Linked DNA regions of Mus musculus: regions 2, 3, 4 and 5 are each linked to region 1. A link is a loop called in an ENCODE intact Hi-C map of the cell type or tissue named here. Cell type or tissue: heart. All regions are shown on one strand. Links, peaks and the distances in the headings refer to the core of each region. The heading gives the core; the rest is flanking DNA. Region 1 overlaps Gm42072 (a long non-coding RNA gene). Region 2 holds the start of Gm22022 (a small nucleolar RNA gene). Region 3 holds the start of Rars (arginyl-tRNA synthetase). Region 4 overlaps Wwc1 (WW, C2 and coiled-coil domain containing 1). Region 5 overlaps Wwc1 (WW, C2 and coiled-coil domain containing 1).

Evidence for each region. Peaks named below come from ENCODE experiments on the same cell type or tissue, not always from the same donor. Only the 100,000 strongest peaks of a DNase experiment are listed, where the experiment ranks them.
Region 2: it touches region 1 in a loop (20-fold over the local background); 13 of 42 quality-filtered maps call a loop at or near these places.
Region 3: it touches region 1 in a loop (8-fold over the local background); 19 of 42 quality-filtered maps call a loop at or near these places.
Region 4: a loop joins it to region 1, with 11 times the contacts of the local background. A loop is called at or near these places in 11 of 42 quality-filtered maps.
Region 5: a loop joins it to region 1, with 5 times the contacts of the local background. A loop is called at or near these places in 27 of 42 quality-filtered maps.

The regions. Positions count from the first base shown.
Region 1 is chr11:35,998,702-36,005,028 of GRCm38, reverse strand. All of the region lies in intron 1 of Gm42072 (a long non-coding RNA gene), which reads right to left. Among named protein-coding and RNA genes, the nearest start is that of Gm42072, 4.0 kb to the right of the region's middle. In heart, for the core only: a CTCF peak has its summit at 3,531 (motif pointing right); a DNase peak (open chromatin) is centred at 3,598; H3K4me3 peaks cover 1,111 bases; H3K27ac peaks cover 336 bases; H3K27me3 peaks cover 1,222 bases.
Region 2 is chr11:34,840,724-34,847,050 of GRCm38, reverse strand. Gm22022 (a small nucleolar RNA gene) reads left to right here and starts at 4,697; the gene lies at 4,697-4,823. In heart, for the core only: a CTCF peak has its summit at 3,345 (motif pointing left); a DNase peak (open chromatin) is centred at 1,290; H3K4me3 peaks cover 799 bases; H3K27ac peaks cover 563 bases; H3K27me3 peaks cover 232 bases.
Region 3 is chr11:35,830,623-35,836,949 of GRCm38, reverse strand. Rars (arginyl-tRNA synthetase) reads left to right here and starts at 2,422. Exons shown (of 15, transcript NM_025936.3): 1 at 2,422-2,513; 2 at 3,644-3,778. The coding sequence starts at 2,469. In heart, for the core only: a CTCF peak has its summit at 2,338 (motif pointing right); a DNase peak (open chromatin) is centred at 2,409; H3K4me3 peaks cover 1,667 bases; H3K27ac peaks cover 989 bases.
Region 4 is chr11:35,918,810-35,925,136 of GRCm38, reverse strand. The region is part of intron 1 of Wwc1 (WW, C2 and coiled-coil domain containing 1); the gene reads left to right. Among named protein-coding and RNA genes, the nearest start is that of Wwc1, 59 kb to the left of the region's middle. In heart, for the core only: a CTCF peak has its summit at 2,791 (motif pointing left); no DNase peak of the experiment used is centred there; H3K27me3 peaks cover 321 bases.
Region 5 is chr11:35,839,790-35,846,116 of GRCm38, reverse strand. It overlaps Wwc1 (WW, C2 and coiled-coil domain containing 1), which reads left to right. Exons shown (of 23, transcript NM_170779.2): 20 at 1,870-1,962; 21 at 4,130-4,363; 22 at 5,686-5,807. Among named protein-coding and RNA genes, the nearest start is that of Rars, 8.4 kb to the right of the region's middle. In heart, for the core only: CTCF peaks have their summits at 3,372 (motif pointing left) and 5,664 (motif pointing left); no DNase peak of the experiment used is centred there.

The sequences.
Region 1 (6,327 bases), core at 728-5,727:
CAGCCACGGCAGGGTCTGAAGGTTCAGCAGGAGTTAGCCAGGTGAACAGAAGGGAACCCATTCCCAAGACAGAGACCAGAGAACGCAGAGGAACTGTGGCAGAGAGAGGTAGTGAGGCGGGAACATAGGAGAGCTGGTTGGGTTCAGAAGATGCACAAGGTAATGCCTGGATCCTATTTATCTATCTGTCTATCTGCTAGTCTGCCTGCCTGCCTGCCTGCCTGTCTGTCTGTCAGTCTATCTGCTTATCTATCTGCCTGTCTGCCTGCCTGCCTGCCTGCCTGTCTGTCTGTCTGTCTGCTTATCTAGCTGTCTGTCTGCCTGGCTATCGGTCTATCTGCCTGACTGCCTGTCTGCTTAATCTATCTGTCTATCTGCCAGTCTGCCTGTCTATTTGTCTGTCGGTCCATCTGTTTATCTATCTGTCTGTCTGCCTGTCTGTCTGTCTGCCTATCTATCTATCTGCCTATCTGTTTATCTGTCTGTCTGTCTATCTGCCTTCTCTACCTGTCTTTCTATCTGCTTATCTATCTGTCTGTCTGTCTGTCCCATTTATTTGGCCTGGATTCTTTTAAATGGTAGCAAAGGGGAGTCATTCATTTCAGTGTCATAAGTGTTGTACTGTGGTATGCAGAACAGGTAGTGAGGCAGCTGAAACAGTCTCATAAGTGAGATGAAGAGGAGGCTGAGGGAGCCTTGAATCTAAGATAGAGAGGTATCAGCACCCCAGAGGAGGATCCGGAGGTAAGCTGAGCATCGGGAGTTTCAGACGACTCTCCCATGTCATTCACCATGCAGGTGGGAACCGCTTAATGAACAGCACTCATCTGGAAGGTGGAGGTATCAGACTCAAAGACCCCGTGTCCATAACTTCTTCTAGATATCTGGCTAATTGGTGCTTTGCCCAGAGGCCCTCCTGAGATCTCCAATGCTCTGTCTTCCTGGTCATCCAGTCAGTTTCCAAGTGGCCTCTATGAGCAGAAAGGGAGGCGTGGTTAGCCTCACTTAAACCAGGCCTCAGGAGTTGCCCAGAAAGGAACGTGGCCCCAGAAGCATCTCTCTGATGTACTGGGTGGGGTTATCATCCTCAGAAGGAGTGGGTAGAGGTAGCTGTGGGCTGTGGAACCTGGAGCTGCGAAACAAAAGAGGAAGATGTCTCACCAGGTAGATGCACCTGCAAAGTGGTACAGGGAGTTGCCCCAGACCATGGGGACTCAGTCCAAGACTTCTCTGCCCCTGTAGCCTCAGAAGATTTTCACAGGCTAGAGAACATATTCTCTTTAGGGTCCACCATCTTTGAAATATCCCTTAGTTTTCTGATATATCCCTGAGGATCCAGCCCCACATTGTAAACCACAGAGGTACATCCTAGGAGGACAGAAGCAAGCCTGGCTGGCTGAAAAGTCCCTTACCTCTCCTCAAGCTAGGACAATGATTGATGGAGGGTCCTGGAGCCCAATGGTTCTCTAAGGATAGACACTGTGACATCAGCATGCCTGGGGACCAGTTCTGATAACTGCCCACTAAATGTAGAAATGAGGCTGGAGATGTGGCTCAGTGGTGTACAGCACCTGCCTAACTAACCTATGCTAGACCCTGGGTTCCATCCTCAGAATTCCAAAAGGGGACAAAAAGTGTGGAAAGTGGCCAAGTGGTAGTGATCACCTTTAGACCTGGCATTCTGGAAGCAGAGACAGGCAAATCTCTTTGAGTTCAAGGTCAACCTGGTCTATAACCAAGTTCCAGGCCATCCAGGGAGACGTGGTGAGACTGTCTTTAAAAAAAAAAAATTAGTGTGAGGGAGGGAGGACTGGAGAGAGATGGTCCAGTGGTTACAGAACTCGGCTACTCTTCCAGGGAACCCTGGTTCAATTCCTAGTATCCACAGAGCAATATTTCTAATCCCAAGGGATACAATGCCCTCTTCTGGCCTCTTCGGATACTGAACACATATGGTCCACACGCATATAGGCAGGCAAAACACCAAATTAATATTTTAAACTGTAGAAACCAGAAAAAGTTACAGGTACCAATTAGATAAAAAGTATTAGCTGCTTAAAGAGACAACTCAATACAAATTAACACCCCATCAAAAAAAGCCCATTTCACTTAGTAGTGTTACTGCTTCAGGGGTGAGCCACCTGAGGGTTAAATGAAACGCGGTAAACACTTAATATTACTTGTTGTTTGGGTTTTTTTTTTATCATATTTGTTCCAAGCACAGGTTTGGGTTTTTTTGTTTTTGTTTGGTTTGGTTTGGTTTGGTTTGGTTTTTTTGAAGAGTGGGGAGGGGAGCTCTCATGCAGCAGCTAGGCAGGATTAGGGGATTGGGACTTCACCCCCCCCCACACACACACACACACACACACCCCCCGCACATTGTGTGTCACCTTGTCAAGAGCCCCTCCCCTCCCACCCTCCCAGGTCCAGGCAGCTGCAGCAAGTGCTTTCAGCATCTGACCCGTGTTCACGGCCTTAAGGGATTGTCAGAAAGAGTGACATTTAGAAGGTCGAGGGTCTCAGCAACTTGAAGTCTGCCTGTCCGACTAGGCGGAATCAGCTCGAGCATTTATCCATTTATCGACATCCCGAGTCACCAGGCACGGCTCGTCCCCGGCACTGTCAGAAGTGGACGATGCAAAGATGAATAAAACTTGCCCAGAAAGCGCTCCGTCAGGGGTGAGACGAACTCCCAAGACAGTCGTGGGATACAGTGGGGTCAGAGCTGGTGGGAAAGTTGACAGACTAGAGCAAGAAGCCCTGAGAAGACCCTGTTGTCTCCATGGACATCTAATCTAGACACCAGCCGACAAGGCCAGGAAATGAGATGATGCTAAAATGAGTCAGAGTCCTCACAAATGGAGAGAGTACAAGTAGATCGCCTGAAGGTAGGAAGGCTACAGAGGGGCTAGCTGTGACATCACATGAGGGAGATGTAGCGCAGGAATAGAAGTTTGCCCGGCAAGCACAAAGGCCCTGGGTTTCACCTCAGCACCAGGGAACGAGATGCAGGAATCATCTGGGAGCCTTTGACAGAAGCCCCTAGGCCCATTTAGTCAGGATTTCTCTAAATTAGAAGCCAGGTGTAGAGCCCCTGGGCATCTTCACTTGCCAGCAGCATGAGGGACAGAATTAAAAACCGGAGGGGCGGGACGCAGATAAATTCCTCCTCACTCCGCGGGCGGAAGGAACAGGCGTGAGACTCGGGCTAGGAGCTGAGCTAGGAGTTGGTGACAGTGTCCAAAGAGTTGAACTAAAAAGCAGGAAATCTGCTAAGACCTTGCTCTGGGTCCTTCACCTTCTCCAGCCCCTAGAGGAAAGGACACTCACTATTCAGGAGGCGGACGAGGTGGGGGACTATTAATAAGGACTGTTCTGCTCCGTCCTGCGCACACCCAGGCCCCACATTGAATGCTGAGACAGCTAGGCAGCCTTGTTCTGTTCCCGCAGCCCTCGCCACTTCAAATGCTGTCTACATCTATTCTCCAACGCCGCGCTTTCCCAAGCCGTGAGCTCCTCCCTTTGGCCACCAGATGGCAGACTTTCCCGCTAAATCTTGCTAGGCTCTCTGTTTGCCGAGAGAGGCTTTCCAACTCAGGGGTGAGCTACAAGACTCTGGATAGGGAGAAGCCCGGTTGCATAGCAGCCAGGAAACAGACCGACCGATTCTCCTTGCCGCTTCTCAAGCACCAGCCGGGTACATTCCCAAACGTCCTTCGCATCCCTAGTCGTGACCTCACTTTTTCTCGTTCCTAAAATAAATATAAAAGCATTGCGGTAGTCTCGGCACTTAGAGGTGAAGGAGCAACAGACAGGGAATTCAAAGCCAACCTGGGCTATGTGTGAGAAAGTATGAAGAGGAAGCTTCGGTTGAAATTCCAGTTGCACCCCCCTCTCCAGCTAAGTCTGAGCACTTTCCCCAACTTCTTCTCTAAGAAGTGGAGATAAGAACACCTCACCCTAGCACCCTGCGGTTTAAAAAAAAAAAAAAAAAAAAAAACTTGTACAAGGAAGCCGCTGGCTAGTGCTTTGTAGCAAGCTATTTTCAGCCTTCTTAAAAAGATCGCTGGCTCTCCACCCACCTTAGATTTAGTGAGGCGTTACCTCCAACCTCTCTCCCCTTCCCTCCTCTGCCTCTTCTCCCTCTGAGCCCAATCCCAGGGGGATGTAAAAATGACCTCATGCATTCACAGACCCTGTCATTCAAATTAGCTGACCTCATTTGAACCTCCCACACACTGGGGGGCAGATGAGGAAACTGGCCTAGAGAGGCCACTAACAGAGTAAACCCCACAGGCAGAGCCCACCCCTCCATAGCCGGATCTGTCTCCTGCTATTGGTAACTATCTCTGACCTGCAGGGTTGGCCACTCCCTCCAGAAGCCCTTATCTCGGCCTTATCTCCCACAAAAGCTGTTTTTATCCTGAGGTGAGAGCCCTTGGCCTGATGAAATCTGTTGTGTTTACAAATGACAGGAATTAGACAAATTCCTGTTGTAAAAAAAATTTTAAGAGAGGATGAAGGCTAGAAACAGACCCCAAAGGGTATCACGGTATTAACCAAGAGATTTGTGCTCATCAGTGACGGAACCTGAATTTAAAGGAACACTAGGAAGGCACGAGCATGGCTGATTTCAGGCATGGGAGGTTCTAGGGCTGAAAGGAAGTCCACAAGGTGCCATCTTGACTCCAACACTCATGTGGCCTTTTTCTCCCAGAGAGGTTTCCTCCACGTATTGCTTCATCCCAAGTCTGCATCCTTACCAGCAACCATGGCAACAGCAGAGAGACCCTGCTCCTCCCTCTGTTGCTAGGAAGACCTTTAATTGTCTGGTTGCAATTGGTGAGAAATGGGAGGACTCCCAGGAGGATCACTGCCTAGGTAACACACAGGGGCTGCAGACTCACTCCTGGTCCTTTCTGTCCCGGTAGGGCTGGACACATTTGGGTGCTCAAGAAAAGGAGGTGGGCGCTGGGGGAGTAGGGATGGAGACACAAACCAGCCATTCAGGAGCGGGGGCACTGTCACCTGGCTACACGATAGTGGAGGAGCTATGAAAAAAAGGCAGGACCCTGGCTCAGCCTCGCTGGGCATAGAGTGAAAAGGAGAGGCTTTGCAAGCATAAGCTGCAGCAAACTGGAATAGCCCAAAAGGCAGCCGGCAAAGCTTCCCAGCAAACCTCAACCCACATGCCCTTAGCACGCCCTTTCTCCCTGTCCTCTGGGAAGGGAAGGCAGGAAGTCTACACTCAACACTAGCCAGAGGAGCTTGTCCCCTGGACAGGTCCGTGTCATCTTGGTGTGACAGGAAGTCCTCCATTCTTTTCTTCTGAATCTGGCTCTCCTTCACACTTTTGGGAGGCATGCTGACCTGTCTCTGTGGGCAACTGTCAGTGAGGCTCTGCTCATTGGACCATCCTGTATTCTAGAGCAATCTTTTTTTAAGCTCTGAGATAGCGACACTTGGGGTCAGGTGGCTTTTCATTTCTGGAAGGCTAGCATGTGACTTACAAGAGATTTGATGTTTCTAACACACTATACATTTGCATTTACATATACATCATATACCCATATGAGCATATGTGTATGCATATATACAGACGCAGACGCAGACGCAGACACAGATACAGATACAGATACAGATATGGGGGAGAAAGAGAGAGCAGCAACTCTGGCCTCTACCTACTAGATTCCATACTTATATACCTTATATCACCACCCCCCACCCAGCTGTGACAGCCCTTCTGACACTTCCAAATGTCCCCTAGGATGTTATAACTTTCCCCATTGGAAAACCATTGTCCCCTGTGTTCTGTCCCCAGCCCCCTTTTCCTCCTCTCATTCCTGCAAGCTTCAGATTTCCGAAAAGAAAAGCCTTAGACCTCTGATCATATAGGCTGATTACCCATACTCCTCTGGGTTCTGGAACTCCCCCATTTCTCCTCTCCTAGACCACAACACCCAGGAGCTTTGTTTGTTTATGTTCAAGACAAAGTCCCACATTAGACCTCAGGCTGGCCTAAATAAATCTCACTGTGTAGTCCAAGATAGCCTTGAACAGACAGCAATTCTCCTGACTCAGCCTTCCAAGTACCCTTTGGTGGCTGACTATCCCGTTGAGAAAGAAAGAGTTAAGGGTGCTTCCTCCAGCTCTCCCCACCATCAGCCCACTAGGGGTGGGGGGCTGTGTCCAGTGGGGGGGGGGCTGTATCCAGTGGGGGGAGCTGGGGGGGCTGTGTCCGGTGGAGGAGGGCTTGTCCAGTGGGGGGCACTGTGTCTGGTGGGGGGTGTGCCGTGGGGGGGTGCCCCACGGAGGGGGGGTGTCCGG
Region 2 (6,327 bases), core at 801-5,800, 1.2 Mb after region 1:
AAAACTGTAAGCCAGCCCCAGTTAAATGTTGTCCTTTATAAGAGTTGCCTTGGTTATGTTGTCTCTTCACAGCAAACTAAGGCATACACTTTCTATAAGTAGTTTGGACTGCACTCCTATTCATTAAATAACAATGATGACAATAACAGCAGGTGTTGCAGAGCTGGTTACACATACACATACACACACACACACACACACACACACACACACACACACACGGGGAGTGGGGGGGGAGACCAACTACTACTGGGCTGGAGAGATGTCTCAGCAATTAAGAACCTCTTCCAGAGGTCCTGAGTTCAATTTCCAGCAACCTCATGGTGGCTCATGACCATCTATAAAGCCATCTGATGCCCTCCTCTGGCATGCAGGTATACATGCAGATAGAACACTCCTACATTTAAAAAACTCATAAATACATACATACATACATACATACATACATACATAAATACATAAATATTTTAAAACCTAACAACTACTGTTCAAGAATGGGTGTGGCTTGGTGGATTCACCAACCTAGCACATACAAAGCTCTTGTTTCAGTCACCAGCACTGAAAATGAAAGTGTTTGGAAGTTACTGAAGCGCAGACACGCTTTAGACTGCCCACAGCACTACGCATCACCGGCTTCCCCTGCCCTCCCTCTTCCTGAGATAGGCTCTCATTAAATAACTCAGGTAGGCTTAGACCTTGTAAATCTCCTGCTTTGGTTCCCCGAGTGCTGATACCATAGGCATTTTTTTAAAACCATTGACCTTCCCTGTTTACATCATGAAAGCGCATCGCAGGATTGAGCTGGGGGATGCAAGTTGCATAACTGCATTCTCTGGTGTTCGTGCAGTGGCACAACTGACACAGTTCTCGGAAGGTGTTTACATTGCTAAACAGTTCATGACCATGGAGTAAAGAAAACTTGAAAACTACACACTGACTTAACCAGACGCCATGCTGCATTCCCGGGTGGAGACGGAACCAAGAGGGAGATCTCAGCACCAGACGGACAGGAAAAGAGGACAATGTCAGCCTCCAGCCCCACTCCTAGAAGACAAAGCACCACTCGAGCATTGCAAACGTAAATGCAGTGATAAGGGACAGTGGCCGTTCTCGCAAATTGCTAAATGCACACGGATCCTGGAACAGTTTGTCCTCTAACATTTAAAAGCTTACTCGCCCCCAAGAGATTTCTTAGCCCTGAGCTAACACAGAGCAAAAGGAGCATAACTTTAGTGCCAAAAGCTCACACGTCTGAATTTGCCAAGAGCATGCACTGTGGGAGGATGTGGGCCCTTCCCCCAGCTGCTTGGGAAATCTGAGCGCTGGGAGAAGATACGACTGTCAGAGAAGATAGCCGATGAGTTCCAGAACTTCGTTTCAGGGAACTATTTCACAAGACTGACCGATTTATCAAAAGCGGTCACATAATACAGCCAGCAGCCCACAGTTTATCGTGGGTGGTTGATGGGATTCATCTGCAATGAAGCAATGGTCTCAGCATCCTGCCAGGTAGTGGGGTTAAGTACAACTAGTAAAGAATGACTGGAGCAAAGGAAAGGACACGTCTACTAACAGAACGGTTTAAAGTTTTATCAACAAGGCAGGGAGGGTGGGAGTCTAGATGGTCTGTACAGTGTACACCATACCCACAAAACAACGCCTCCCCATTTTCAGAGTGGGAGAAAGAGTTGGAAACCCAAAACATCATTGTTCAGAAGTAAACCGACCTTTCTCTAGTATTTCCCGTAGCTGTTCTTGTGCCTTCTTGCTTGCTCAGGGACCTTAAGGGCTCTGAAATGATATACTCAAATGTTTTCTGGTTGAGAAAATGAATAGGACATACACCGGATTGGTTTGAAAAAATGTCAATAAGTCTGTCCGTGACCTTGATAAAATATTAGAAAACTTTAAGTTCTTCGAGTACAGCTCTTCCCTTGAAGAGAATGCAATACTCAGAATTGGTATTTACATAGTGAGCATATTTCTTAGCCAAGGATTCATTGACTTCTGGGCCTCTCCAACAGAGCTAGTTTGCATACTACATTCTCTAGTATATTGAAAATGCTTGATAGAGCTGGATGTCCAGCACAGATAGAATGTGAGGGACGCTGGGTTTCATCCTCAATATACCAAGAAACGAGGAAAGGAGAGTAAAGGAAGGAAAGGTGGAAGGAAAAGAAGGAAGGAAGGATTACTGGGATTGCAGAAATAATATCACAATATACATTTTTTAATAAGAAATATTGGTTTAAGTAAAGGAAACCTTTATTGCTTCAGTGAAGGAAGCAATTGAACTTCTGGGCTATCAAATACTACCACATACTTCCCTGGAGTATAGACCAAAGGCTACTTAATTAATAAATGTTCAGCATATATATCTTTTGTAAGAAGCTTTGCTTTGTCAAAGATTCAAGAGGTTAGAGATTTAATCTGCATAATATTAGTGAGGTGTATTTGTAAAGTTATTTCTTCACATTTAACTTTAAGTCCTTGCATGTCCCAGTCACTATGACATTACTCGGGAAGAAGAACTGTAGTGAGCAAAATAGATAAAGCTCTTCTCTGGGTTCAAAAGACTTACAGCTTAGTGCTGAAGGCAGACGCAAATTACCACAAACAACTCATGTTCTGAAGGGCAAGGATAGGGTGCTATGAATCGCACGTAGGAGGTAAGCCCTAGGCTAAGAACCCAGGAAAGGGTCCGAGAGGGAATGATAGTTAAACTGAAAGATAGTCTTAATAAGAACAACTGCTTATTGACATTATGCCAAAAATGCTTGCCCGTTTAAGTTCACAGCTGCCTGTTAGATTGGATGCTTTGATTATCACCAGGGGTTTAGATACTTAGAAAGGCTCGCACCTGTAATGCAGCACACACTTCAGGTCCGTGCTAAATCCAGACCATCTCTTTCTTTATTATTTTTCATTTCATCCTATGTTATAACATCTATATTATAGCATCTCTTTCTATATATATTCTTAGCCATTGGTCATCTGGCCTCTTCAGCAACAAAGGATGAGGCAAATGAATTAAATAGAAGGAGAGAAAAACAATTCCAGTTAGGGTAGAATCATGGTCAGATGCCTAACATTGGATGTTACTGGTGTGTGTGCGTGTGTGTGTGTGTGTGTGCGTGTGCGCGTGTGTGTGTGTGTGTGTGTGTGTGTGTGTGTGTGTGTGTGTGTGTGTGTGTACACGTGTATGCACGGGCACTTATCTAATCTAAGGGACACCAGCAAGTGTTACTTGCTAGAGATACTTCCAATGGCAGAATCTAGTTTCTAAGACAGAAAGATGCTTTCTTCTTATAAAATATTTGCCAACACTGCCACCTAGTGCTAAAAGGCAGGAGGTTGCTATGAACGGAATTACAAAATAGTACTAGGTGCTTGCCTGGTAGAATTGGCTTCAATTTCTATGTCTAATGCCTATTTTTTCTAATAGTTTTTCCTATAAATAAAATACATTATATAGACATTGAAAGAACAATGCTTAATTTCATATAAGAAAAACAAAAAACTCAGGACTGCTAAAACAATCCTGCTCAATTAAAAAAAAAAAAAAAAACTTCCAGAGATATCACCATCTGTAATTTCAAGCTGTACTACAGAGCTATAGTAACAAAAACTCCATAAGAACATACAGGTTGATTGATGGAATCACAAAGACCCAGAAGTAAACCCACACACCTATGGACACTTGAATTTTGACAAAAAAGCCAAAATTATTCAATGGGGGAAAAGCATCTTCAACAAATGGTGCTGGTCTAGCTGGAAGAATGCAAATATTCCGTGGGAGGAGATACAGAGACAAAGTGTGGAGCAGAGACTGAAGGCATGGCCATCCAGAGACTGCCCCACCTGAGGATCCATCCCATATTCAGTCACCAGACCCAGACACTATTGTGGATGCCAACAAGTGCTTGCTGACAGGAGCCTGATATAGCTGTCCCCTGAGAGGCTCTGACAGTACCTGACAAATACAGAGATGGATGCTCTCAACCATCCATTGGACTGAGCACAGGCTTCCAATGGAGGAGCTAGAGAAAGGACTGAAGGAGCTGAAGGGGTTTACAGCTCCATGGGAGGAACAACAATATGAACCAATCAATACCCCCAGAGCTCCCAGGGACTAAACCACCAACCGAAGAGTACACATGGAGGGACCCATGGCTCCAGCAGCATATGTAGCAGAGGATGGTCTTGTCGGTCATCAGTGGGAGGAGAGGCCCTTGGTTCTGTGAAGGTTCGATGCCTCAGTGTAGGGGAATGCCAGAACAGGGAAGCAGGAGTGGGTGGGTTGGTGAGCAGGGGGAGGAGGGATGGGATAGGGGGGTATTCAGAGGGGAAACCAGGAAAGGGGATACCATTTGAAACGTTAATAAAGAAAATATCTAACATAAAAGTAAATACATTTTTAAAACTCAGAAATTAAAAAGAAAGAATAAAGTCAAGACTACAGTGACAAAAATGCAAATAGATCCATAGCCATCACCCTGCACAAAACTCAGGTCCATGTAGATCACAGGCCTCAACACAAAGCCTGATACACTGAACATCGGCATGGAATTCAGAAGACAACTTCCTGAAGAGAACACCAACTCATGCAGGGACGAAGAGCTACAATTAATAAATGGGACCTCATGAAAATAGAAAGCTTCTGTAAGGCAAAGGACATGTCATAAGTCCAAAGGGACCTGCCCCTAGAGGCATTACAGGTGTGGCTGCTTTGTCACATGTGCATCAGAGGGTGGCAGAGAGGAGAGAGGCGATGTCTATCCTCAATGTTCTGACCTAGGCACATCTTATTAGAGCCGAACTTTCTTTGAAAAAAAGGGGGAAGGGGGAAGCCTGAGACCACCACCAGTCCAGCATCAGGGACAGGGAACTAGCCTGAGACCACCACCAGTCTGGCACCAGGCAGGCCTGGACAGACTCTCATGTTGATGTCTGAGGGCTGTGCAGAACTGGCCCCACCCTTCACCTGGGCATCATGGGAGAGCTGGCCCTAGAGGCAAGAGAGCAGAAGAGCTGACCCGACCCTCTGCTACCAAGCTGCCGTACACCAGCCTTATTGGAGTAGGTGTGGCTTTGTTGAAAAAAGTGTGTCATTGTGGAGGCAGGTTTTGAGGTTATATAAGCTCAAGCTATGTCCAGTCTCACAGTCTCCTTCTGCTGCCTGTGGACCACATGTAGAACTTTCAGATCCTTCAGCACCATGTCTGCCTGCGTGCCACCATGCTTCCTGCCATGACAATAATGGACTAAACTTCTAAAACTGTAAGCCAATTAAATATTTTCCTTTATATGACTTGCCTTGGTAATGGTGTCTCTTCACAGCAATGAAACTTTAACTAAAACAGTGAGGTAACCCAAACCCAGAAAGACAAACATGGTATGTTCTCATTTATAAGTGGATATCAGTCATAAAGTAAGGGATAATCATACTACAATCCAAAGACTGAGAGAAGCTAGGTAACAAGGAAGGCCCAAGGAAGGATGCCTAAATATAACTGTGAAGGGGAGCTAGAGTAGACATAGAGGGTAGATGGGGAAGGGGCCTGGATTGAGGGAGGGCAGTGGAAACAGGAGGGTCCAAGTGGGAGAAGGGGAGAGAGGAGAGAGGAGAGAGGAGAGAGGAGAGAGGAGAGAGGAGATAGAGAGAACTGGGAGAGCTCAACTGGAATGGGGGGTTGCATCTCTGGGATGAGTTAGAAACCCAGAGCAATGGAAACTTGCAGAAATCAACAAGGGTGCCTCAAGCTAAGAACCCTAGCACTGGGAGCTATGGAGCCTAAACCAGCTATCTACTGTAACCAGGCAAGACTTCCACTAGAGAGACTGGGACACCAGCCCAACCACAAAACCTTCCACCACTTCCATTCATCCTGCCTGTAAGATGTGCTGGGGTAAAGGTGGGATAAATTGTGGCAGTGGCCAACCAATGACTGGTCGAGCTTGAGACCCATGCCATGAGAGGGAGCCCACCCCGACACTGCGTGGAGAGCTAGGAGCCAGAAGCTAGAGAGCCCAAAGACTTAGGATAGAATCAAACATAACTGGCAAATGAAAAAAAAAGTCAGTGAAATGATTCCTAATGATATTCTGCTCTACTCATAGATCGATGTGTAGCCCAACTGTTATCAGAGAGGCTTCACCCAGGAGCTGATGGAAACAGATGCAGAGACCCACAGCCAAACATAGGGTGGAGTGTGGAGAATCCTGCAGAAGATGCAGGTGTTGGGGGAGGTTGTAGGAGCCAGAGAGGTCTAGGACACCACACACACACACACACACACACACACACACCCCACAAAATTAACAAAC
Region 3 (6,327 bases), core at 1,328-6,327, 170 kb after region 1:
GGTCTTGTTTTGTTTATAAAGAAAGGGTCTTTCTCAGCTAGGCATTCTGATATGTGCTTTTAATCCCTGTACTATTCAGGCCCAGCCTGTTCTACATGGCAAGTTTTAGGATATCCAGGGCTAGCTTAGTGAAACCTTGGGGGGGCGGGTCGAGGAGAGGGGAGAAAGAGGAGGAGGAAGAGGAAAGAAACAAAAGGAAAGAGACCAAGTTTTGGGGTTGGGGATGTGGCTCAATAGAATAGTAGTGTGGCTTAGCAAACACAAAGCCCTGGGCTTAATCCCAGCACTGGAAGAAAAGAATTAAAGACAAGACTTTGGAAACTAAAGCCCTGCATTGTTTATCCAGTGTTTGCTATTGTAGACCGAATTACTGAGATCCAGCATCCGCTGCTGTAGATCCACGGTGCTGAGAGTCACTCTCTACTGTTATAAGTTAAGTCGCAATGTTAAGCCACAGTAGTGAAGTCTATATTCTACTTGTTATATTCTAGATGCTTCTGGAATAACTCATTTCCATATCTTTGACCCATACCATGAGTACAGCTATCCCCAGAGCACGTTGCTAACTGAATGTATTAATGGGAATATGGTAAGGATAGCCATCAATTTCTGCCAACTATAGGATAGTGGGTAAATGAAGCTAATTGGAAATAGCAGGCTTGACGTTATGTACTTCTGGCCAACCATATGTATCTGATTCCCTAGGTTTCATATCTCACGCACCAGACACACCTGTTCACCATTTCAGCTCCTGACACAGTATTCCCTAACACATGACAATTACTGACTGACTGAAGGAAAGTCGAAGTCCTTCCAATCCGGCTGTGTAGCAATGGGAACATAGGCGTTTCTCAGTGGCTTGTGACCTCTTTTTTTTCCTTCCTTCTTCCTTTTTTTTTTTTTTTTTTTTTTTTTTTTTTGCTTGTTTGCTTGCTTACCTGGAGACAGGTCCTTACTCTACAGTCCTAAAACTCACTAACTCAGGCTGGAATGAATTCACAGCAATCACAGTGTTGTGTGTGTGTGTGTGTGTGTGTTTTTAACATTTTTTTATGTGCTGTGGTGATAGCCAAGTGCCTTAATGCAGCATTTTCTCAAAGTGGGTATAGGTACCACTGGTGACAATATAGAAAACTATAGGCCCGGAGAGGCAGCAGATGTAATCCCAGAACACAGGAAATGCTTGAGTTTTAGGCCAGCCCGCTCTACCTAGCAAAAAGAAAACACAGGTAGATATGGCTGCATTCTTTATTATCTATAATAATATGTTGATTGTTTTTGAAAGTTTATCTATTTTATGTATATGGGTGTTTTGTCTGCATGTATGCTTGCACACCAGGAGAGAGCATCAAATCCCAGGGAACTACATGTTCATAGGTGAGTGTGAGCTGCCATGTGAATACTGGGATCAAACTAGGACCTCTGGGGGAAAAAAAAACAGCCAGTGCTCTCAACCACTGAGCCACCTCTCAAGTCCTATATTTATTTAATATGTAGCATCTTTAGCCCACACACTCAGCCCATGGATTCATAGATATTATTGTTTAGGATGAAGATAAGTAAATTTTAACGTGAACTAAATCCATCTTGGTGGTAAAACCACGTTACCACGACCCTTGGAAGGTGGAAAGAAAAAGATCAGAAGTTCAAGACAAAAGATCAGAAGCTCAGCTAAATGCAAGACTACCCTGGGCTACATCTTTCAAACGAACAGAAGAGCCTGAGAGATGCTCCAAGAGGCTGCCTGGCTCAAGTCATTGTACCACCTTCCTTTCTTGGTAATTAAAACATTGTTTGCCTGGTAAGGAGGCTGAGGCAGGAGGATGGAGAGTCAAAGGTCAGAGTGGAATACAAAAAGTCTACACATGCACATGTGCGCGTGCACGCGCGCACTACACATACAATGAAAAGGAAAGCCATTGTTTTCTCTTTCCCCTTTCAGGCAGTCTCCATTAGTTTAAGGACCTTTTTTTATCATACATTCTAAACATCTTCACATCCTGGAGAGAGTATCTAGCACCTTAATGTGAACAACAACAAAAATGCCTGTTTAACAGAGGGATGAGTTGCAGGCAGTGGTGGCGCATGCCTTTAATCCCAGCACTTGGGAGGCAGAGGTAGGTGGATTTCTGAGTTCGAGGTCAGCCTGGTCTACAGAGGGAGTTCCAGGACAGCCAGGGCTAGAAACCCTGTCTCGAAAAAAACAAAAACAAAAAACACAAAAAATCAAAACAAAAGAGGGATGGGTTCTGTGCCCATGCCCGCGCCATGCCTCCAAGCAGAGGGTAGGTTGCTTTGGCCTGCTCCCCGCCTCTCTCGCAGTGTCTCCTGGATCCCGTTAGGGGGCAGCAGAGGGCGCGCCCTGAAAAACCAAAAACAGTGACTTACCCGGGTAGGAATTTCCGTTTCCGGCCCAAACTAGACACTTCCGCTTCCGGCCGCTTGGCATGTGAGTCGCTGACGAGAGGATGGACGGTCTGGTGGCTCAGTGCTCCGCGCGGTTGCTGCAGCAGGTTTGTCCCTGGGCGGGGCGGAGGGCTCTGGAGCGGGCGGCGGCGGGGCAGAGTCCGCAGTGGCTTCCACAGGCGGCCGCGGCGACCCCAGTCCGGGACCTCGGGGCTTGCGAAGCCTTGCTGCTCCGCTGGCCCTTTCCTCTTGGCCGGGTCGTGCGACTGTCACTCAGAGAAGAGAGGGTGGACAGCGAGCGAGGCTCACTCTGCTGGTCGCCCAGGCCAGGTTAGAGCAGGACAGGTGTGCCCTGAGACCCAGCCGGAAACTTCCCAAGAAGCCGCCAGTGTTGGTCTGGAACAGTGTCACAATTTTGAAAAACGAAAGTAAGACCAGCCCCTTTTCTTTTTCGGGCCTAGACACTAGCGTTAGGAACTCAGTTTGTCTAAGTCTTCCCTGGACAATAACTGCTTTTATGCAAATCATCCCCGAGGTGCAAAATAAATGGACAAGCTCTTTACTGCTGAGTCCAGTGAATAGTAGCAGATCTTGGAGAGATGGGGAAAAAAAAAACCATATATATATGAAGTTTACGTAGACCCAGAAAAGGCAAAGACGGACACTTGAGTGATTTCGAATATGACAAAAGATGGATTGACTCCTTTTTGTCTCGGGATCTAACCCAGAGCCAAGGCCTATGTGTGGCAAGCAGCACTGAGGGGTGCAAGTCCCCAACTCCTACTGATGTTTGTTGGTTTGTTTTGTCGTTTTTGATTTGGTTTGGTTTTTTTTAGTCCCAAGTCATTAGATTTAGCAACACAGGTAGTAAAGCCAGAAACTTGTACTCTGACTAAATCAGGATGCACCTAGCTAAAGAAGAGACTTCCGTGTTTGACTCTGGCCCTGGACTTTCAACTCACAGCCTCTCAACTGCTAGGACTGGAGATGTGTACTGCCATGCACACTTGGCTGAGTTATATTCTCTGCCCCGCAGTCCCTCATCCCCAGCACACACATGTGAACTCAGTTCCATCTCATAAAGGATGATTGCTGACGTCAGTAAAATCATTGCAAAGTCCATTCTCATTTTTCTACCCCACATGTTGTGGAGAGCGAAATGAGGAAGTCTGTGGTAAGGTTTGCCATTATCCGGGAAGCATTTGTTTGACCTGGAAAAGTTGCCTTTCCCTTACAGGAAAGGGAGATTAAGGCTCTGACTGCTGAGATCGACCGGCTGAAGAACTGTGGCTGCTTGGAAGCTTCTCCAAGTTTGGAACAGTTACGAGAAGAAAATTTAAAATTGAAGTATAGGCTGAATATTCTTCGAAGGGTAAGTGCTCCGGATGTTTTCAAATAATTTGTTGTTGCTGTTGTTGTTGTTACTGAAGATTCTAGAAGTACGTGCTATAAGAATTGAGAAGAGGAGTTTGTTTAGAAATCAGTTTTCCTGCATAAGGCAAGTTAGGACTCATTAGGCTGGAGAAAGTGGGGCGGCACTGGCTTCCCAGGGCCCTTTTAAGTAGTTTATTATGATACCCCTTTTAAGTGGTTCATTACGATGGTTTAATGGTTTGGAAGTTGAGATTTCTTCAAAGGCTTATGTCCATGCTGTCAAAGGAATGTCTTTTGTTTTTAAAACCATTTTAACTACTGTAAAAGAAACAGTTTCTCAGGAGCAACTAACAGGGATGTTTTAAAATGCACTCACTGATTCCTAACTCCTCTGCAATGAAGTTGTTTATTTTGCAGTTTTGTGTTATGCTTTATAGCATCTTTTGGGGTTCTTTTCATTTAATGTTGCGAAACTTTCTCTGCCTCTCCTCCTCCCCATCCAACAGCCTCTCTATACAGACCAGGCTGGCTTCTGGGCTGGGCTGCCTCCATCTTGAAGTGCATTTTCTTCTTCTGTGTCTCTCAGGCTGGGTTTACAGGTGTGTACTACCATGCCACCATTTGAATAGCCTTACAGTCCAGCAATGCTTATCAATGTAGTTTGTTTGTTTGTTTGTTTTAAAGAAAGCCTACCTTCAGCTTCTTTGGCCTGCCTTTCAGGTTTGCTGATGACACAGCCTAGCATGTTGCCTCATTCATTGTTCTCCAGTGTGTGTACTTCCTTCTGGATTGCACAGGCACCGCTCCAAGTCCTCATCTCAGGCGTCTGACCAGTCCTTTGAAGCACTTTATTATCTGTGTGGAGGCAGCTGTGCTCAGATAGCTTTGTCAAGTGCTTGTGCGCTGCTGAAGGAAGTAAGGGAAATAAATCCACAGCTGTGGTGAAAACAAACTTCTCTGTGTGCAAGAGACAAGGGCAGGCTGATCTTTTAGTTCCAGACCAGCCTGGTCTACAGAGTGAGTCTCGGGACAACCAGGGCTACACAGAGAAACCCTGTCTCGGAAAACCAGAGAGAGGGAGAGGGGGGGAGGGAGGGAGCATCAAAGGACTAAAGTGCTGTGTGCCATAACTTCACTCTGCCGCCTTGCCCTAGTTCTTGGGCCACATACTCCACCTTGAAAGCACGTACCGGATGGTTCTGGCAGGAGGTGTTTTACCCATGTTCTCATAAGCACGGCTGCCTCAGTTTTTTCTTATTGCTTTTCTGTCTTTTTTATGTGTTTTTAAGATTTAGAAACGTATTTAGTATTGTTTTTGAGGCACAGTTTCTATTTAGCCCTGACCTTTCTGGAGCTGTCATAAGTAGACCAGTTCTCAAACTCACATAGATCCTCTGCCTCTACCTCTGCCTCCAGAGCCTAGCCACTTAGTACATTTATTAAAGTACTCACAGAAAGCTTTTTCACACCGATAGCACTCATACATGATTGCTGTCACGATAATGCCACTTTTAAAGAATCCGTAGATTTTCGGGAATCTGCTTCTAATCTTAGTTTTCTCAAAAGCTGTTATTTTTACAAATTTTTATAATGTGAGGTTTTACAAAACCTCAAAACAGTAAAGGTGATTGTACCAAAATGTGTCTGCTTTTGGCTTTATTTGAGTCCAGGTCTCACAGTCCAGCCCTGGCTGGCGTGGTTTGTGCTCTGTGGCCTGTAGCTCTCAGACTTGTGCAGTCCTCCGTCTTGGTCTCCCAGGACTAGCTAAGAGTAGTAGTAACTCCTTGCTCCCACAGGCCTAGGAATCATGGGAGAAAGGAAGACACACACGTATAAATCAAGTAAAGAAAAGTTGCCAAGAACTTGTCAGGCTGGCTCACCTCTGTAGTCCTAGCCCCGAAAGGCAAAGCAGGAAGATGGCTGTGTGTGCAGGGCCAGCCTGGGCTATAGCTCAGGAGCCGGCCTGTGTGAGGCCGTGGGTGCAGTCCAGCTCCAGATAAAACTGCATGTGGCTGCGCGTGGTGGTGCGCGCCTTGATTCCATCACTTTCTGTGGGAGGCAAGAGGATCAGGGAAGGAAGGCAGGAAAGAAAAAGTGTTACATTGATTATATTCAAATGTTAATTTGAATGAAGTCAAGTACAGTGGCTTCTGTGTGTTTGTGTATAGGTTTATTTTAAAAGATACAAGTTTTAAAAAGTTACAAGGTTATTAGAGATTTTTAAGACTTAGGATTATATGTAACTGACATTTTCTATTGGAAATCTTTAGATTGTGAAAAGCATGAATAAGAAGTTGATAAATAAAAATTTAAAACTGATCAGGCATGGGAGCTGATCCTATATAGCCCAGCCCTTTGGGAAGTGAAGGCAGGAGAAGCAGGATTTCTAGACCAGCTTCAGCAACACGAGACTCTCACAACAAACCAAAAAAAGCAGACCACCAAAACCCACTTAACTCAGCTCTTTTTGTTTGTTTCCTTGTCGCTATTTGTAGTTTTCTGGCATGGAAATTCTCAACCAGAGTACAAGCTTTATTTTACACAGTT
Region 4 (6,327 bases), core at 418-5,417, 80 kb after region 1:
AGGGACATGGTTAGTTTTATGTACAAGTCGAATGCATGACAGACTGGGGTTGCTGGGTTTTGCTGTCCGGGGGTGGGGGTGGACATCTGTGTGCCCATGAATGTGCAGATGATGTGAGCACCTGATGTGAGCACCTGACGCACGGGTGATAGATATTAGGTGTTCTCCGTTGCTCGCTGTCTTTTTCTCTTGAGATAGCATCTCTCACTCTACCTGAAGCGAGGCTGAAAGCCACCAAGCCTCAGCAACAGTTCCTCCTGTTGTCCCACTCACCCTGCACTGATGTTACAGGCCTGTGCAGCTCCGTACGCGTGCCAGGGATAGACACTCAGGTGCTCGTGCTCACCTAGCAAGCACTTCCCCACTGCCTCAGTCATCTCTCCAGCCCTTGCTCTCTTTGCCCCCAAGTAGGGTCGTACTGTGCAACACATGTTGATGTAGAGTTTGTTGTCAATCTTCCTGCCTCAACTTTCTAAATACTGGAACTACAGGAATGCACTACCACAGCAGGCTTGAAAGTGGTTTAATTATAGGATATTACTGTTCAGTCTCACAATGCCCGCTTCCTTTGGGAGAGGCAGTTACTAGAGTTACAGAGGCGACGCCACAAAGAGGGCCTTAGAGATGGGACATTTCAGCTTCCTCGTTGCCCAGAAAAAAGCAGGTGCTTGCCTAAAAACAGAGGATTCAAACTCAGATGTTGTCATTCCAGTTCTGGGACTCCATCTGAACCACGCCAGCGTGGGAGAGGTCCTCGGCAGGCAGGATCTCAGAGAGCACCAGAAACCAGTTTTCTTCTTAGAGGGTCTGTTTCTCAGGTGGTGAGGCTAGTGAGAGCGTTAGCAGTCAGAGAAGGTTACGGAATGGCTACGTGTCAGGGAATGATGGAGGACTACAGTCTCTGCTTTTCCTGCTCAGAGGACATCTGGATGACTGATTCCATGGAAAACAGATCATGGCATCAGAAACATCAAAGCAAAGAGCTGAGTGTCCTCGACTCCTACATTTAAAGAGTGATGGCAGGCCATGCCAGGGGCTGTGACACCAGATGCTCTGATGAGTCATAGGCAGACACGAATTGACTTTGAGAAGCAAATTTTCTAAATTGGCCTATATCTTTGGGGAAACTGAGGCTCCAAGATGGGGAAAGGAATGGATAGAGATTACACAGCTAAGAAAGACAAGCCTGGGCGGTTTTGTAAGGATTCAGCTGAGCTCGGGTTATATGAGGGCCAACAGGGTAGGGATGTCAGGAACTCCAGTCTACTGTGGCATTGGGCCTTCAGGAGATGGTTGTCCAAAGAGGTTTGGTTAAAATTAGAGTGTCACAGTTTACTTCCGGTCCCTAGCCAACAAGCCCTCTTTCTGTCTGTGAGTTGATGTGCCGGGAGACTGTGCCAAAGCTGAACCCCGGCTGACTCTTGGTGTCATGACTGTAGTACCATCCAGAGGCTGCTTCCTGGATTTTAACCTCAGTCTGCCTCTGGATCCTTGGGTAGCTCTGGGCAAATCTCTTTGTTCTGTGTCTCCATTTACAGTGAAGGCTGGGCCATTCATTTGCCAAGGCCTTCTTAGTTCTAACTTTATTTAATATGGCTACTTCCGTGGCCCAACTTGACATTAGTGGGGTAAATAAATATCAAATAATTCACTTTACTGGCCACTCACTGTGCACTCAAATACTGTTGTATTCACTTTCTTGTTTGGCCCACAAAGACCCCTGTGTGGGTCTGAAGGATACTTACCTACAAGGGTCGTTATGGAAATGAGGAAATACCTATGAAGTGCTTTAACAGCGGCTGGTGCACAGTGAGGGCTCAATAAATCTATTTTCTTTTTTTATTCTGTAGATGGGCTTTTAAGTATCTTGCCCACAGTCAGAGAGCTAGACAGTGACAACACAGATTCAAACCCAGGGAGTGTGGGCTCAGAGCTCTGTGCTCTTGGCTGGCATTCTACAGCGTCTCTTGAGATGATAGGGTGAGCAGTGCCTTACAGAGCAGCAGGGGACTGAGCACTGCAAAGGTACCTGTCACATGAATATTCCATTGAAGACCCAGTACCACAGTACCACAGTACCACAGAGAACAGTTTCGCCTGCAGGTGGAATTGGGCTGGCAGGATGGCAGTGCAGGTTGTCACTCCCAGTTGCCACAACTGTAGTCTGAAGTCCCAGCAGGTGACCCACAGACATTCACATACACCACACAGATTCACCTGACAGTTTGCAGGCCATCAAGGAAGGAGCACGACACGGATAAACGTTGATATGGAGATGAAGGGAGGGAAGAGTCATGCCATTCATGGTACTAGCCTGGCCAGAGAGAAGAGATTTGGCAAGAGGTGAGCTACTGGTTTGCAGGGTCCAGAGGCAGAGCTGGTGGAAGGAACAGTCTAGAATCTTCCCTGAAGCTCTTTTTTTTTTTCTCTTCCTGGCCTCATGAAAGAATTCCAGGAGTGGGAGTGGCTAAATGGAGAAGCTTCTGAGTAAACGAGCCAAACCAGAGCCGGGACCTTGGGAGACTCCAGGGTCTGAGAGCAAGAAAGCAGACACAGGTGCTCTGAGAGAAGCGAGCAGGAGAAAGGGAGAGGGGGTATTTTGGAGAAACGGGCATAGGCCTTCCCAGAGCAAAGGTCATTCCCTTCAGAAAGCAAATACAGAGAGCCAAATCCCAAACACCTGCGATCTCTCAGCCCGCCTGCTTTAATTTCTATCGGGGGTTCGGGGCACAAGTGGCTTCCACAGTGGGTGGAGGTCAGAGCGTAATTCTCAGGAGTTGGTTCTCTTCTGCCACCTTGTGGGATCCGGGAATTGACCTCGGGTTATCAGAACTGTGCAAGTGCTTGTGCCCACAGCACCATTTCACCAGCCCACAGGAGGGTGCTTTCCCCAGTCCCTGCTTCTCAGGAAGGGGACGGGGTGCAGTACAAGGCTTCTTACAGCTATTTAAGCCTGAGTCATTAGTTTGCTATTGTTCCCATGCCATATTATGGAAATATGGGAATATAGCCCACTGCACCACGGCTAATGGCTAATAGCATTCGTGTGCTAGGCAGAGCCCTTTTTAAGGAGGTCATCACTGTGTGTGTCGTCTCCTTATACACGAGGAGGTGAATGTTGGTGCCTGTGCAGACAGGTGTTGCCAGAGTCAGTGAGTTGTAACTACTGCTGCTGAACACCTGGGGGAAGGAATGCTGCAGGGTGACATAATTCCCACAGTGCACAGGTGTCTCCCCGGGGAATCACATCACCAATGCACACAATCTAGGGCTCAGTTCCCTACAAGGTCTGCGCTCAACACTTTCAATGGGTCATCTTACTGCATGGCCACGCCACACTGTAAGATGGGAACTCGAGTGTTGCATGAAGGAAATACCTTTTAACAAGGTTACCTAAGACAAAGGCATCTTTAGCAAGGTGGGACCTGGAGTTCAGCCCTGGCATTGACTTTCTGACCCTCGGTAGATGACCTTGCATCCTCCTAGACCGTGAAGCTGCCAGCCTTCGTATTTTCCTTCCTTAACTTGGTCCTCTGCCCTCCCTGCCCACACCCGTTACTGTCCGTTCGTTCTCCCAACCCCTTGTCTTCTCACATCTGTCTGGCTTACCTGTCATGTATCCCTACATCCTTTAATTACTAGTGCATGGCTCACTGCCTCGGGGAGAACCCTGGCCACATCTCCTGTTGTGGAATGTCATAGGGCTCATTCCGTGTTTGAAGTGTAAACCTCCTCTCACAAGGCACACACAGTGCCTTATTCATTATGCCTAGCACTGAGAGTGGAAACAGGAGACTGGAGGATGGAGTGGGTGCTTAGCACATGGGCAGAGAACAAAGGTGTGTGACCTAAAGTCCCCACCAGCAGCTGGGAGACCCCGCACCCAGCCCCAGCACCTGCACCCGGCCTCACCTTTCTTTTGGTCTTGTGTCTAACAGACAGAAGGATGGTAAAATAAATAAATAAATAAATAAATAACCATCTCACACACCAAGCCTTTCGGGACTCAAATGTACCAGCACTATCCTGACCCACAGCCTCAGCATCTGCTACTCCTATTGCCTGCCTTTCCCTCGGATGCTTGGCACCTCTGCTGGCTAGCTACTTCCTACCTCCTGAGCACTGGAGAAGGTCACCTCAGAGACTTCTGTGACCACCCCGCTGACCTTTGTTCTCCACCCCAGCACCTTGAATGCCAGGCACCTCCGAAACATTAGCTTCTGACTGAAGCGTGCCTTCTACCCTACTCTAGAAGGACAGTGCTCAGTCTGTTTCCTCTTCTGGGACTGTTTCATTGAAGCTCCCAGAGCCAGGTCTTCCAAGCCACACTTCTCCCTCTTAACAGGTTTGTGTGTGAGATGGTTATTTTGATCGTCTTTGTGTCTGTTAGAGGAACAAGTAAAGGTGTCAGCGCAGAATCAAATTAAGGGAAAGGAGGAGGAAGGCTTTCAACCTTGAGGGCAGGGCTGCTTAGAAACTGGCCAGAGGGGGAAGAGCGTTATCAGGAGATGAACCATCTAAGCTATGGAGACCATGCCTGTGAAACAGCCTGGGGCAGGAAGCAGCAGCCTGCCCACTGTGCCTGGGTGGGGAGGAGAGCTGCCTAGGAGTATACATTGTTCTTAGATTGGGGTAGGGGTCAGGGCTTTAGCTGGGATCCTTCCCACCAAGTACTTGGAAGGAGAGGGCCAGGATTTGGGTGCAGAGGGCAGGGTTCTCCTGGACAGCCACAAAGAGGGAAGCTTGGGTGGCTCAGGGAATGTGGATAGTGACTTACCCATTCAAATTTAGTCCCCAGAGAATCACCACCCAGTGTTACACTTGGCAAAAAGTTGCCTGCTCCTCCCCCTTCATGTCTCCCTAGAAAAGACGCACCAAAAACACGGAGCTCGGCTGCGGCCAGAGCCGCCTTCTCTAGGAAAGCAGCAGCTCTCTGTGGAAGAAAAGTGAGGGACCGGTTGGTGTCCCTCTAGCTCTCAAGCTACTTGCCCTGTTCCTTGACAGGTGTTCCTGTGTGCCCCTTGTAGAGTGCACCTGGCAGAACCTTCCCTGACTCCCTGGCCACACATTCAGGCTGTTTTTCCAGGAAGGCCAGTTGTGAAACCTTCAGGAATGTTTGTGCTCATTCAGAGATTTGTAATTAAAAAGGGGCAGAACCCGCTCTGGTCTGGCACCTTGCCCTGCTTCCCTCTTGCTCTTCCAGCAACTGGGTCGTTTGACTTTTATGATTGGGGTTTTAGGCAGCCCGGGACATTGGGGGCTAGAGGCAGAACCTACCTGACCTGGCCAGGTAAGGGGCTGAGGCTAGAAATTTCAGGTCCTGGCAACATCTGACAGCTTTGCCACTCACTAGGAGAGAGGGAGGTAGGAAGGGACAGACAGGCAGACAGTGACAGAGAGAGACAGACAAAGAGAGAGTCAGAGAGAGGTGGGGGGAGAAGAAAAAGAAGAGGAGGAGGAGGAGGAGGGGAGGGGAGGGGGAGAGGGAGAGGCTAAAACACTTCTCTTCATACTGATTCTCTGAATGACACCTCTCTGCACACTGAATTATTCATCTCCCTCTTGGCATTTGTTCCAGAGAGAACTTTCTGTCCAGATTTCTGTAAGTTGTAGAGTTCCTTCCCATAGCAACTTTCCTGTTTCTCATAGAAGCACACTGAGCATCCAAGGGGGAGCCCAAATACAAAAACCCAAAGCCTTTCTTTCTCTTTTAGCTGCTCTTTCTAACGACGAGCCCTATGGCTGCATGTTCCTTCCTGTTGGTAAAATGTCTGTAGTTACGGCTGACAGGAATCGGTATCTTCCTCATACCCTTCATGTCACTGATGCTACAGTTAATGACCAGAGAGCCTCACCTTCTTGATGGAAACCTGAGCAGTGTGTGGAGTTGATGAATTCCTGGATTCTTGATGCAGTTTGAGTCCTGTTCTTCTGTCCACATTCTTGCTTCCCGGTACCTTGAGAGCCTGAATTTGTACTCATGACTTGGAAACACTTAACTGTCCTATGTGTAGTGAATGAAAAAAAGAAGTAAAAGAGGAAGGACATAACCTCTCCTAGGGACTGTGGAGGTGAAGTTATAGTGTAGATATGAGTGAGAGTATAGAAAGAGGCAAGGACCATTGGGAGAGCCCAGAGTGAACATGGCCAGACTAAGCTGGGCCATGCTGAGGACAGAAAAGCCACCACCCAAGAGAGGCTATTGAGGCAAGAGAGCAAAGGGTAGACCAAAAGGGATGGGGATTGGTATAACAAAGTATCTGGGTTATGTAAAGCGGGGCAGCTGGGGTCAGCGAATGCCAGCCAGAAGGGACTAAGAGATGCTGG
Region 5 (6,327 bases), core at 704-5,703, 160 kb after region 1:
CTTTATTTTTAGTTATTAATGATTATTATTTTATAACACAGAGGAATTAAACCCAGGGCCTGGTGTTGGTGAGACGGGCTGTCATTCTGTAGCCCACACCAACCTGGCACTTACTCTAGGACTCAGGCCAACCCTGACTTTGTAATCCTCCTGCCTCACCCTTCCGACAAGCAGGAGCTACTGCCCTGCAACCACCAAGTTGGATGCTCCCTGTGACGTGAAATTACTGTTATTCTCTATCATGCTTAAGGTTAAACCTATAGGATGTCTGGAAATAAGTAGTGACGTTAAAAACTCGCACAATAGTATAGTTGTGTGATTCCAGCATTTCAGAGGTGGAGCCAGGAGAGTCAAGGCCAGCTTCTGCTCCATAGACAGCCCAGGGCCAACCTGGGCTCCATGAGACCTCGTCTCTAAAAACTAAAGTGAACATAAAGTGAAGTTCAAGAACGAATGTAGCCTTCCCTGCTGTCTTGATCTTTAATATATAAACAACTGGGTCTTAAGGATCCACTGTTCTGGGGCTGGAGAGATGGCTCAGCAATTCAGAGCACTGACTGCTCTTCCCCAGGTCCTAAGTTTAATTTCTAGCACCCACATGGTGGCTCACAACCATCTGTAATGGGTAACCCTCTCTGGTGTGTGTGAAGACAGCTACAGTGTACTCATACACATAAAATAAATAAATAAATAAATAAATAAATAAATAGCCACCTCTAGTTGAAACAATTAAGTATGAGGCTGTCTTCAGGTCCCCCGTGCAACCAGTAGGCATCGCTACATGAATTCCACAGTGCTGTGCACAGCTCGGGTCTGACGTCGTAGCACACTGGGCCATGCAGTCTCCATTTGGTGATCTCTGCTTGTAAACTGTAAAGCCACCTTTGTCTCTCAGGGACGTTTGTGTGAACTGAAGCTATAACTAAGGTACTGAGAGTGGAGTTAGGGCCTCCACCCATGTGCTCACCGTTGGTCCTGTGTCTGGTCTGCTTCAGACTCCACCTGGCACAGGGACTGTTAGTGTCGTTATCTTTAATCATGATGAATAGCCACGAAAATAATGACACTAATAGCTTCTCGTTAGAGACCCTCAGCAGTAAACGGACAGCTGCCTGTCCTCCCCTGCAGGAGAAAGGCTGTCGTAGCTGAGAATGGGGACCTCTGGGGAAACATGACAAATGGCCGATGCAGGGATTTGAGTGGGGAAGATGGCTGAGCCCAACTTTTGCAGAGTCTGTATATTCTTTCTCTATATGGGTGTGTCTCCTTGGCCTTGGAGCACCCTCGCCCTGCCCCCTCCAGCGCATCTCTCCGTTTGCAGTACTCGCTTGCAGTACTGAAGACCCGGCATATCCTCGACTCATGCTTTATCTCTGGCCCAGATATCTGTCTCCAAAGAGGACAGGGACAAGTGTGTGTAAGCAGCTCTTTGCATGGCAGGACAAAGGGACAGTATATCCTACAGTGGTGGTACCTCGTCAGGCCCCACTGAGCAGCTCTTTCGTGGCTTTGGGTGGGTTCTGTGACTCGTGAGCCTCTATGCCCTGCACGTAACATGGTGACTGTCCTTGCACAGTGTTGTGAGGATACCCCAAGGTGACTCATCACCCCAAGGTGATTCATCTAATTTAGGGTCATGTGGAGACAACGGCACGCACCACGCCTAGTGCATGTTTAGCCAGTGGTCACCGTAAAGGGATGGGAAGTCCAGAGCAAAGCCTGGAATAGGAAGCTCAGAGCCTGGGTGGAATCTGGGGAGGTGATCTCTTCCTGTTCCCACTGGACCCTTTTTTTTTTGTGGGGGTGGGGGGAGCCGTGTCCAGAACACACTCTTCCCATGCCTGACTTCCTCTGCTTTCTCTCTTGCAGCTAAACCGCAGTGACAGTGATAGTTCTACGCTGTCCAAGAAGCCACCTTTTGTGCGAAACTCCCTGGAGCGGCGCAGCGTCAGGATGAAGCGGGTAAGAGCCGCCTTAAAGCTCCTTTTGTGCCTGCCTTCTGTGCCTGCTGCTCTTCACTTCGGGAAGGCTTATGGATAGGCTGGAGTGTCAGGGAAAAGGGGAGTGGGTAGGACGGGGTGGGTGGGCTGGCTCTGCAGATAAAGGTGCTTGTGTGACCTTGACGACCTGAGTTCCTGGGGACCCAGGGAAAAGTCTAAGTCAAGAACCAACTTCACACAGTTGTCCTCTTACCTCTACACATGCACCATGCATGCACATATGGTCACTCTTGGGTGTACATACACACACACACACACACACAATGATAGACTAGACAGACAGACAGATGTTCACTCTGGAAAAATACTCTAGAACCTCCACATTTTTTTGTCCCTACATTTCTGCTGTCGAGCTGGGGAAATGACTCAGTGGGTGAGGGCACTCCTTTTATAAGCATGAGGACTCAAGTTTGAAACCCCACATAAAAAGCCAGACATGGCTGTGTTTGTCTGTAACCCCAGCGTTAGGGGTGAGGTGGAGACACAGGTCTCATTAGACAGGCAACCGAAAGGTCAAGTCCTGGTGCAGTGAGAGACCCCGTCTCAAGGCGATAAGATGCGAGAGATGGGGGAGACACCCAATACGATGCACTCACCTCTCGCCGCTCTGACCTACGGCTATTTTCGCATTCAGGCCTTTGTGAGATGCAGCCATAGCCCCTAGAGGTCACTGAGAGGGTGATTGCCTAGTGTGTGCAAAGGCTCACACCGTAAAACAAAACAAACTAAAGCAATAATACAACTTAGCAAGTCCACAGGCTGTGAGACTGCCTTCGGGAATGGATTGGTCCAAACCCTGAAATAATTCCAGCAGGTCTCTTGCCCCTTCTCACAACACTGTTCCTGCCACATAGCTAAACCTCCTCCTTCTCCTCCTCCTCCTCCTCTTCCTCCTCCTCCTCCTCCTCCTCCTCATCTTCCTCCTTCTCCTCCTCCTCCTGCTTCTTTTTGAGACAGGTTTTTCTGTGTAGCCCTGGCTGTCTTGTAACTTTCTCTATAGATGAGGCTGGCCTCAAATTTATAGAGATTCCCCTGCCTGTGCATCCCAAGTGCCAGGGTTAAAGGCCTGCGCCACCACTGCCCTACTCTTTTTATTGATTTTTATTGATTTTATTGATTTTTATTGATTCTTTGTAAATTTCACATCATGCACCCCAGTCCCACTCATTTTCTAGTTCTTCCATATCAGCCCTCCATCCTTGTAGCCTACCCCCAAAAGAAAAAAAAAAAATTTAATTAAAAAAAATCAGCGGGCTGGTGAGATGGCTCAGTGGGTAAGAGCACCCGACTGCTCTTCCGAAGGTCCAGAGTTCAAATCCCAGCAACCACATGGTGGCTTACAACCATCTATAAAGAGATCTGGCGCCCTCTTCTGGAGTGTCTGAAGACAGCTAAAGTGTACTTACATATAATAAATAAATAAATAAATAAATAAATAAATAAATAAATAGAGTTTAAAAAAAACAGAACATCTCTTAAAAAAAAAAGTTTAAATAAAAAAAAATCAGCAACAAAAACTTGCTGCAGTGTGTCTTCTGGAGTGTCTGAAGACAGCTAAAGTGTACTTACATATAATAAATAAATAAATAAATAAATAAATAAATAAAGTTTAAAAAAAAACAGAACATCTCTTAAAAAAAAAAAGTTTAAATAAAAAAAAAATCAGCAACAAAAACTTGCTGCAGTGTGTCCCAGATAACCGAATTCTTGAGCAGAGTCTGGCTACTGGAGGCACACAGTCCAGACGTTGCCCAGTGTAATATGCATTGAGACAATCCGAGGGCAGGTTAGCACCCCACACCATTCACAGAATGCAAATGCAGTCAGCACTGCTCGGGAATCTCAGCTCTCCCACCACACTCCACACACTCTAACCTAGAGCCCCGGCTGTGTAGACACTAACACGCAGGCCCCTGGAGGGCTGTTGTGAAAGGGGAACTGGAGCCGCATGACAACGGAGTCCCTGGTACGTGGTGCACATCCTGTGTGACTTAGAGAGTATATTCTCGCAGTAAGAAAAGGGTGTCTGCACATAAAGGAAGGCGGGGGTTGGGGTTTAGAGGACTGGGATCTGTGGGTTTCTGGGCTGAGCCCTCTGGCAGGCATGAACATCATCTCCACCCCCGCAGCCTTCCTCCGTCAAGTCCCTGCGCACAGAGCGTCTGATCCGCACCTCGCTGGACCTAGAACTCGACCTGCAGGCCACGAGGACCTGGCACAGCCAGCTGACTCAGGAGATCTCAGTGCTGAAGGAGCTGAAGGAGCATTTGGAGCAAGCCAAGAACCACGGGGAGAAGGAGCTGCCACAGTGGCTGCGTGAAGACGAGCGCTTCCGCTTGCTACTGAGGATGCTGGAGAAGAAGGTGAGTACCACTGGCTGGCTGCCTCTCAGCATCCTGTGATCCCACTGTGGAGGGGGGCCCTGAGGGCTTCGCTCTACAAGTGTTTCTGTTGATATTTTTTTATGTGAGTGCTTACAATTCAACCCCACTCACCGTGAGTCCTTCATCAGATACAGCAAGCACCTTATCTAGGTGGGCCATGCACGTAAGGGCGAAGCAGGAGAATTACAATTCGTAATTCAATACGTAAACCATATACCGAATTCTAGTCTAGATGACTAAGCTAGACTGAAACCCTGTCCTGTCTCAAATGCAAACAAACAAAAAATAAAAACAACAACCAAAAAAAATAATCTATCAAACAAAAGAAAGGGGCTGGAGAGATGGCTCAGTGGTTAAGGGTGTAAGACTCCAGGGAGCCTTAGCTTACTGGGGACCCCCTGAGTGAACCACATGGAGCCGGGATGGATGCAAAAAAAAAAAAAAAAAACCAAGAGGAATTTATTGTTCCACTGCACTGGGGTCATCGAGACCCAGAGAAGAGGTGGCGACGCCCAGCACCCATTTGGGGAGTTTTTATATGGTTTCCAGGGCATCAGCATCTAGGCACAATATGATTGGCGGAACAGGGCACCCTTTAAACTGATTGGTCTTTAGGGAATGAGGTGACAAGGACTTCCCTTGTCTGAAGGTGGGCAATGGTCAGTCCTGCAGAATGTGTCCCCACCTGCAGGTCGGTTCCACCCTGTTGTCTGAGAAATGTTAATTAGTCTCGCCCTTCAGCAAGGGCAAGTGTTTCATTACCTTCCCAAAGTTCCTGAGCTGACCTTTTCAAGGGCACTGGCTGTTCTTCTAGAGGTTCTTGGGTTCAATTCCCAGCAACCACATGGCGGCTCACAACCATCTGTAATGGGATCTGATGCACTCTTCTGGCACACAGGTATACATGCAGATAGAGTACTCATATACATAAAACTGAACGCATTTCTTTTTTAAATAAAAATTTAAAAACAAAAATCAAAAGTGAAACAAACAAAATTGAGTCATTTTCTTGGTCTGTAAAATCAAAGCTACTGTAAAATCTCCCCTCCCAAGTGCCTGAGGAGCAGGTAAGAAACACACTTCACTAGGCGTGTCCTGTCACAGTTCCTTCAGGCACAGGAAGGGCTTCTATTCCCTGCCTCAATCCTCAGTGGTCATCGGTGGATGATGTGAATATAACCCTACACAATGCCTTCTACACAATGCCGACTCTATGGTACAGACTCTGCATTGCTAACAGCGCCTCCTGCAGGCCAGAGGACTCTCTCCCACCTCACACTCTTGCTTGCCTTACCTCCCAGGTGGATCGTGGGGAGCACAAGAGTGAGTTGCAAGCCGACAAGATGATGAGAGCTGCTGCCAAGGATGTGCACAGGCTTCGAGGCCAGAGCTGTAAGGAGCCCCCAGAAGTGCAGTCTTTCAGGTGAGTGGATAATCCCAGTCTCATGCCTTCCGCTACCCCACCAGCTGCCTGGCCTTTATCGTCTTTGCTGGCCTCGTGTTCCCTGCTCCTGGGCACTGAATGCCCCTGTTGCTAGCAGAGCTGTAGCCTACATGGGAACAGATGTTCATCCTCTGCCAGGCTCCCATAATGCTGTGAGTACTGTGGTGCTCTGGGACCAGTCCCCACACAGCTCAGCCCAGTTTGTGAGATCCTCTTGTTTAATGAATGAACCACCTGCCTTATCCTTTCCTCTCAGCCTTTTCGGTACCTGGTAATTGCAGGGGCCTGGCTGGTGATAAAGAGGGGAGTGGCGTGCAATGGATGCTCACCTAATTTCCTGCCTCGGCTTGCTAGCCTGCCTAATAGAATCACAGCTGGGTGCTTGCCTTGCTGGACCTACACGTGTCAGAGGAGGGTCACAGATGTCATTTGGTGTGGGCCTTCCAACACAAAGGGATTTAGATTCATCCTCCATCCACTATAGTGTGAGTTCAAGGCC